2 separate regions of the Homo sapiens genome follow, and region 1 is linked to region 2. Evidence: read pairs that join two places in POLR2A ChIA-PET (ENCODE). Cell type or tissue: IMR-90. All regions are shown on one strand. Links, peaks and the distances in the headings refer to the core of each region. The heading gives the core; the rest is flanking DNA.

Region 1 (4,400 bases), core at 213-4,212, 110 kb before region 2:
AATATTTCCAGAATAGCCTTAAAATCAGCCTGATTAATAAAATTCTATAGTTTCTGCACGTGAATCCATTTATATCAGAAAGTCTCAGGCAGGGGTCAGAGTTGCATTGATTCTTGAAACAGCATGAAAGCAGATACCTAAACTGTTTGACAACTGAAATATAAAGTACATGAGTACTCAGGTTGTCTCCAGTTTCTATACACTAGAAGCCTCGACTCTATTAGTCAGTGGTCACTTTTAGTTTTGAACTGACAAATTTCGGAAAAGCGCCAGTGATATACATCATTTCAAGAAAGCCCAGCCTTTTCAGCTATTTAAAATAAATAATAACAAAAGATCATGCCTACGTTTTCAGGGCAAATATTCTCCTAGATTTTGATGGAGCAGCAGCGGGTAGGGAATTGTGGTTTGAAAGGAGGAAGAGGTGTTTGCCATCCCTTTTTCTTCTGCAGGAGCTGCAGCATGATGTGCAGAAAACAAAAGAAGCCTTTCTCCAAAATTCCAGTGTCCTGGATCGACTCCCACAACCCGCAGAGTCCAGCACCCACATGCTCCTCCCGGGCCCCCTGCACTCTCTCCAGAGGGCTGCTTATTTGGAAAAGATGCTGCTTGTGAAAGCAAATGAATTTGAGGTTCATCTTTTCTTTCCATTCAAGTTTTAGTCTTAGACATTTGCATTCCATCCTCAATCCCTTGTATCCTTTGAAGCAGTAGTGCTTTACGGGCTGCTCCTTAGCAAAATTACAGACTGAAGCTGCTCCCAAATGTATACGATTCTAGCTTCAATCACATGGGCAGATCTTAAGCAATCATTTCTTCCTTATTGAAGATGTTAGTTCTAGAAGTCATATATGTATTATATTGCATACATTGTTCAGATCTCACAGTTATTTGGATTTCTGAGTCAAGTAATTGAGCCATAGAAGTAGCTGCTTAAAGCATGATGATTTGTCATATCTTCGTGTCTTCATTCACTTTTTTTTATTTTGAGACAGACTCTTGACCTGACACCCAGGCTAGAGTGCAGTGGCATAATCTTGGCTCACTGCAACCTCCACCTCCCGGGTTCAAGCGATTCTCCTGCCTCAGCCTCCCGGATAGCTGGGACTACAGGCACCCACCACCACGCCTGGCTTGCTTATTTATTTATTTATTTATTTATTTATTTATTTATTTATTTTGAGATGTCTCGTTCTGTCGCCCAGGCTGGAGTACAGTGGTGTGATCTCAGCTCACTGCAAGCTCCGCCTCCTGGGTTTATGCCATTCTCCTGCCTCAGCCTCCCGAGTAGCTGGGACTACAGGTGCCTGCCACCATGCCTGGCTAATTTTTTTGTATTTTTAGTAGAGACAGGGTTTCACCATGTTAGCCAGGATGGTCTCAATCTCCTGACCTCGTGATCCACCTGCCTTGGCCTCCCAAAATGCTGGGATTACAGACGTGAGCCACTGTGTCTGGCCGGCTAATTTTTGTATAATTAGTAGAGATGGGGTTTCGCCACATTGGCCAGGCTGGTCTTGAACTCCTGGCCTCAAGTGATCTACCCACCTTGGCCTCCCAAAGTGCTGGGATTACAAGCATGAGCCACTGCTCTCAGCCTTCATTCACTTTTTATAAAGCCTTTAGTGCAGGAGCTGTCAACAAGCTACACAGAAGGCCATGGAGTTGCAGTATCACATCTCAGTACCAGCAGGAAAACAAACAAACAAAAAAGCACATTTAACTAGTGGGACTGAGAGAACGGAGTGCTCACTGACTCTCTATGTGGTCTCCTCAGGCGGGTGATCTGTCCATTTGGGAAGGCTCAAAGGCACGAGTGAAAAATCAGGGGGCTTCTGAATATTTATCTATGATTCTTGAGATAATAGTGAACTTCTGGGTGTTGAAAACAACTTGAATTTACTTTTTTTTATTTTTTGTTTTTTTTTGTTTGTTTGTTTGTTTGTTTGAGACAGGGAGACAGGGTCTTATTCTGTCACCCAGGCTGGCGTGCAGTGGCATAATTACAGCTTACTGCAGCCTTGACCTCCCAGGTTCAGTTGATCCTCCTGCCTCAGCCTCCCAAAAAGCTGGGACCACAGGCTCACACCACTATGCCCAGCTAATTTTTTATTTTTTGCAGAGATGGAGTCTGCCTATGTTGCTCAGGCTGGTCTTGAACTCCTGGGCTCAAGCAATCTTCCCACCTCGGCCTCCCAAAGTGCTGGGATTACAGCCATGAGCCACCGTGCCTAGCCAAAAACATCTTGAATTTTTAGCAGCTCCCAAGCCTGTGTTTAATTCTGTTTTATATGTACATGAAAATAGTTTCTAATGAAAATTTCTCTTGTTCTAGTTTGTTCTCTCACAGTTTAAGGATTTTGGAGTCCGGCTGGAATCTTTAAAAGGTCTTATTATGCATGAAGAAGAGAATTTGGATAGACTTCACCAACAGGAAAAAGAAAATCCTGACTCATTCCTGGTATTGCCAATATTTGTCTTTTCTAAGGGCTTAGACTCACCATAAGGTTAAAAAAAATAAGCTGATTACTGTGAACTTATGGAATGCTTGCATCCTAACTCACTCTTATTTTTTTTTTTTGAGACGGACTCTCGCTCTGTCACCCAGGCTGGAGTGCAGTGGCACGATCTCGGCTCACTGCAACCTCCACCTCCCGGGTTCAAGCCATTCTCCTGCCTCAGCCTCCCAAGTAGCTGGGACTACAGACATGTGCCACCATGTCCGGCTAATTTTTGTATTTTTTAGTAGAGATGAAGTTTTACCATATTGGCCAAGCTGGTCTTGAACTCTTGACGTCAGGTGATCCGCCTGCCTCGGCCTCCCAAAGTGCTGGGATTACAGGCCTGAGCCACTGCGCCTGGCCTAACTCACCCTTGAGCACAGTCATTTTTATGCCATTCATTACTGTCCTATTTTCCCTCAGGCCTAGAAAAAGTAGGATGACATAGGGATCTCTTTTAGTAATACGTCAGAGTAATTTGTAGTAGATGTTTTTTCATAATTACCGTCAGTGAACTGAAATAATCTAGAAATTGGCTGTTGTGATTAATTGAATTTTTCTGGTTAGTTTAATATAAAAAAAATTCTATTATGCATTTTTCTTTACCTTCGTAAGTTTAGTTTAGTAAACATAAATGACTGAAAGAATTAGATCTGGTCTTGTAACTCTCCTAGGAATCAATATTCATAACTTAGATCAGCAGTCAACAAACTGTGGTGCACTGTCCATCACTGATTTTTTTTTAAATAAAATTTTGATGGAACACAGCCATGCCCTTTCATTTACATATTGTCTATTATAGTTTTCACGCTACAAGGGCAGAGTTGACTAGTTGCTACAGAGACCATATGGCCCACAAATGCCTAAAATATTTATGATCTGCCCTTTTACAGAAAAAGTTTGCTTATCCTGACCTAGAATATTACAGCAGAGTTCTGTAGTGGTAACTTCAATATTGTTAAGGATGTTTGCTTGTCAGCTTAGAAGCTGTCGCTGGAATATCTTTTTAAAAATGAAATTTTGATAAGTTTGCTTTCTTGCAATGTCATGTTCTATCAAAATATGGGTGTTTAAGTCCCTTGCTCTGCTAGAGTTATTTTAAGAATCAAATTTTCATCACTCTGTGCTTGACCTGTTTGTTGAAGGCCAGGTTATTGGCAGACTAAATGGGACTTAAAAGCCCAGAATTGGTCCTTTTTTAAAAAGCATGTTAGGCTGGGTGCAGTGGCTCACGCCTGTAATCCCAGCACTTTGGGAGGCCGAGGCAGGTGGATCATCCAAGGTCAGAGTTTTAGACCAGCTGGCCAACATGGTGAAACTAAAAATACAAAAATTAGCCAGGTGTGGTGGCAGGCACTTGTAATTCCACCTACTTGGGAGGCTGAAGCAGGAGAATCGTTTGAACCCAGGAGGCGGAGGTTGCAGTGAGCCGAGATCATGATACTGCAGTCCAGCCTGGGCGACAGAATGAGACTCCATTCCGAAAAATAAAAAATAAAAAAGCCTATTTTCTGTATTCTTCGGTGACAAAATCTGAGATAACTTTCTATTTCCTGGGCTGTTTGGGTGCTGGCCGTGTTGCAGGTTGGTATTCTAGAAGGCACAGCATTGAGATAGCTGAATTCAGGTCCCACTCTAACATTAGCAAGCTGTTTGACTGTGGGCAAGTCATTTGCCTGTTCAGGCCCCAGTTTTCCTTTATCTTTGAGGTAAGGAGGGTTTTTTGTCATCTAGATATCTTATTGGCATCCAAAAACCTGTACTTCAATTTTTTAAAAATAGAATCATGTGCTGGCACTGACAGCCCAATCACCTGATATTGAACATTTGAATGAAGTGAGCCTCAAGCTCCCACTTAGTGACGTAGCTGTGAAGACGTTACAAAATATGAACCGGCAA
Region 2 (4,400 bases), core at 169-4,168:
GGTTTTGGTATGTTGTTTCCATTACCATTTGTTTCAAGAAATTTTTAATTTCCTTCTTAATTTCTTCATTGACACACTGGTTGTTCAGGAGTATATGGTTTAATTTCCATGTTTGTATAGTTTCCAAAATTCTTTATTGATTTCTAGTTTTATTCCATTGTGGTCAAAGAAGGTGCTTGATTTGATTCCAGTTTTTTTGAATGTTTTAACACTTGTCTTGTGGCCTAATATATGGTATATCCTTCAGAATGATCCATGTGCTGAGGAAAAGAATGTGTATGTTGCAGCCACTGGATGAAATATTCTGTAAATATCTATTAGGTCCATTTGGTCTTTAGTGCAGATTAAATCTGACATTTCTTTGTTGATTTTGTGTCTGGATGATCTGTTCGATGCTGAAAGTGGAGTGTTAAAGTGTCCAGCTATTACCATATCAGTCTGTCTCTCTCTTTAGCTCTAATAATATTTGCTTTATATATCTGTGTGCTCCAGACATATTTACAATTGTTATATTCTCTTGCTGAATTGACATCTTTATTATTAGTGACCTTTTTTGTCTCTTTTTATAGTTTTTGTCTTGAACTCTATTTGGTCTGGTCTAAGTATAGCCACTCCTGCTCTTTTTTGGTTTCCATTTGCATGAAATATTTTTCCATCCCTTTATTTTCAATCTACATGTGTCTGAGGTGGGCTGATCTCCTGAGGTCAGGAGTTCGAGACCAGCCTGGCCAATATGGTGAAACCCCATCTCTACTAAAAATACAAAAATTAGCCAGGCGTGGTGGTGGGTGTCTGTAATCCCAGCTACTTGGGAGGCTGAGGCAGGAGAATCCCTTGAACCTGGGAGTCGGAGGTTTCAGTGAGCCGAGATTGCACCATTACACTCCAGCCTGGATGACAGAGTGAGACTCTGTCTCAAAAAAAAAGAAAAAAAAAGTTGTAGTTATTGTTTTTCATTGGTTCTTCCTTTAGACTTTCTACTCAAAATATGAGGTTACAAACCACAATTAACAGTGTTATATTATTCTGTGGTTTTCTATGTACTTACTATTACCAGTAATGAAAATAGGTAAATTTTATTGTATGCATATTATATCTCAAACTCAACTTTTAAAAATTGGCTCCCATATTTTAAATCAATGAAAAATGAATGGATTTATTAAGTAAAATGATGTGGAGAAAATTAACGAGAGATAAATACATTTGGTTATTTCATTCAGTATGCCAAAATAAATTTCTTTTGAATTAAATAATAAAATGTAAAAACAAACTATTAAATAACAAAATATGCGCAAAAGTTTATATAATGCCTGGGTATGAAAGGACTTTTTTTAGGCTTAAAAACTATACACAAAACTATCAAAGTTGGTAATATTTGACTATTTAAAGATTAACTATTTCTGCATATCAAAATCAGAGTCAAGTGGAAAAAATATTTGTCATACATGTAATAATAGGTTAATATATAAAGCACACAATAAATTTATCAAGCAAATGCCAGAACCCAATATAAAAACGGGCAAAATCTCTGAATAAAGAAGATAAAAGAGAAAATACAAATGGCAGATAGATTTATGAGAAAACATTTACCTCACTAATAAAGAGAAGCAAATTGAAACCAAAAGATACTATACATCACGTATCAATGTAGCAAGGTTTTTTTCTTTTTGATAAGAGTCAATGCTACCAAGAGGTTGGAAAAAGCGACACTCACACTGCTGGTAAAAGAGCAAGTCTGTACAACCTTCTTAAGACTTGAACACTTGAAAACATCTGTCAAGAACTTTAAACATTAATGCACTCTGACCCCACAGATTTGTTCTAAAAACATATCCAGAGAAACTTATTTTTTTCAAAACTTCATGAACAAATAAAGTAACCATAGCATTAAAACAATGAAAATAATTGATAGGGCCTTCAATAATAAAGAGTTAAATAAATTAAATCTGATCATAAGATAGAATATTACACAGTTGTGCAGTTGTGAAAAGGGTCTCTGGAAATTTAACAACAGAAATGCTTATACGACAATATTAAGTGAAAAATGATACAGAACTCTGTGTATAAGCCCAATTAATTTTGAAAAATCATATTCAAGGAATTGGTAAGTGCCACTAGTGAACAAAATGGACAAAAATCCTTGCCCTCATGGAATCTATAATCTATTGTCTTGTTCACCACTGCATCCGTAGAGCCTGGTACAATGCTCAATAAATATTTGTTAAATGAACACCAATAGGAAAGAGAACAAAAAGTAAAGGATAAGCTCAAAAAATAAGCCATGCTGTCATCTGGACCAGATGAAGTGATGAGGTCCTTCTCCCTATGTCCTCCTTCCTCTGTGCTCCATAACCCAGTAGAGAAACAACAGCACTTATCACTCTGATGGCAACTCATTGTGTGAAGAAGCCAACAAAGTATCAATGGAAAAGCAAGCACAACACAGCTTCCAGTGCATTTGTACAGTGAAGGGGACAGGTACATGACTAAGATATGGTCAATTAGCTTATAAATCAAGTTAGCAAGACAAGTTTAAAATTATAAAAAACATAAGAATGGGCCAGGTGCGGTGGCTCACACCTGTAATCCCAGCACTTTGGGAGGCCGAGGCGGGCGGATCACAAGGTCAGGAGATCGAGACCATCCTGGCTAACATGCCGAAACCCTGTCTCTACTAAAAATACAAAAAATTAGCAGGGTGTGGTGGCCAGCTCCTGTAATCCCAGCTACTTGGGAGTCTGAGGCAGGAGAATGGTGTGAATCTGGGAGGCAGAGCTTGCAGTGAGCCGAGATTGTGCCACTGCACTCCAGCCTGGGTGACAGAATGAGACTCCATCTCCAAAAAAAAAAAAAAAAAAAAAAAAGTTACATGCAAGGAATTTCTCAATACTGTACCATCCTGGCCTATTTGAGACAATTTTAAAAATAAGTGGCCACTTTCAGTTACTGTAATGCACTTATATCAAAGACAGGAAGCATGCAAAGAAAGGATCATTTAGGCACTACAACTGTACAACTGTAACAGCTTTAACTCTTTCCTCTTTGCACATTTAGAATTTGACATTCCTGTCTGATGCAGCAGGAAGGAAGAAACAACATAGAGAAGCAAAGGAAATTTACTTTCAATTGTTATTAGCTGTAGTCTCAGGGGTCAAAGATGTTTCAAGCAGACCAATGTTTCCCCAAAAGCAAAAAAAAAAAAGAAGGATCTCTTTTTAAAAGATATGGTTAGTAGTAATAGGTCCAAACGTTCTTAAGGGGTAAAATCCTAGAAACTCAGCAAGATACAAAATAGTCATCGTATCAAGAATTCAGTTCAGAATTTCAGAAAATCAATATTGTTCTTATCATATAGCCAGGAAATGGACTTGGCCTTATAATCTACTGTTAAGATTGTCACAAATAAAATATTTGAGCACTGAATATGTTTTCATATAATCAACCTTATTTCATCTTTAGAAAATCCCTATGAGTATCTCCATTTCACAGAGGAGGAAACAGGCTAGGAGGTGAAGTCGCAGAGCTAGTAATTATAAAATCCAGGACAAAGAGGCTGCCATTCATACAGGGTGAATTTCAGGGGACAGGTAGGAAGGTGACTACCAACATTTCACTCCTCACCATATCCTGGATTCTATCAGTATTTCTCTGCTTAAGGTAAAACATCCTCTTAGAGTTATCAATGGGTGAGTTAATTTAGTAAATTGCTATTTGCCATTTACACACTATGAATTCTCTCAACGTTGCTTTTCTTAACTGGCAAAGAACAAAGCATTGGGGCTTTGATAGAAAAAGGAAGGGAGCTTTCAGATGGAAACATAGGGTGTTGCCTGGGAGGGAGCAGTTGAGGGACAGGTTATGGGGCAAATAGAGAAAACAAGAGTAAGCAAGAAAGTGACTTCAGCAAATCAGGGCTGGTACGAGAGAAGGAGTGTAGCAAAGACACATGCAGGGAGATGAGCTGACCAGCCTTGAAATCAGGGGTGCACAACTTGAAGTTTATAAACCAAAAAATAAAATTCTAAGGCCCCTCAACCATCTGAATGGGTCCCTCCTCTTGGCCAAGGGCATTACAAAGTTAACCTGAAAAATAAGTTTAGGCCATGATGGAACAAGGGAGACAGACATGGTTCATTATACCCTCCCTCCCCTTTTGGAATCACTGATAGAACAGACCCTTTAAGACCCCTAAGAAATATTTACAATCTATTCTCTCTGAAGCCTGCTACCTGGAGGCTTCATCTGCATGATAAAACCTTGGTCTCCACAATCCCTTATTGTAACCCAATCATTGCTTCCTACTGATAATAATTCTTTCAATCAATTGCCAATCAGAAAATCTTTGAACTGCCTGTGACTTGGAAGCCCCTGCTTTCAGGTGTCCTGCCTTTTCAGGCTGA

The links. ChIA-PET counts read pairs that join two places held together with the same protein. Peaks named below come from ENCODE experiments on the same cell type or tissue, not always from the same donor. Only the 100,000 strongest peaks of a DNase experiment are listed, where the experiment ranks them.
Region 1: POLR2A ChIA-PET joins it to region 2 with 9 read pairs; 4 of 35 experiments call an interaction of 5 or more read pairs at or near these places.

What each region holds. Positions count from the first base shown.
Region 1 is chr14:64,162,950-64,167,349 of GRCh38, forward strand. It overlaps SYNE2 (spectrin repeat containing nuclear envelope protein 2), which reads left to right. Exons shown (of 116, transcript NM_182914.3): 89 at 453-632; 90 at 2,336-2,461; 91 at 4,284-4,400. Among named protein-coding and RNA genes, the nearest start is that of MIR548H1, 70 kb to the left of the region's middle. In IMR-90, for the core only: no CTCF peak of the experiment used is centred there; a DNase peak (open chromatin) is centred at 2,472; H3K27ac peaks cover 309 bases.
Region 2 is chr14:64,274,786-64,279,185 of GRCh38, forward strand. All of the region lies in intron 3 of ESR2 (estrogen receptor 2), which reads right to left. Among named protein-coding and RNA genes, the nearest start is that of ESR2, 17 kb to the right of the region's middle. In IMR-90, for the core only: no CTCF peak of the experiment used is centred there; no DNase peak of the experiment used is centred there.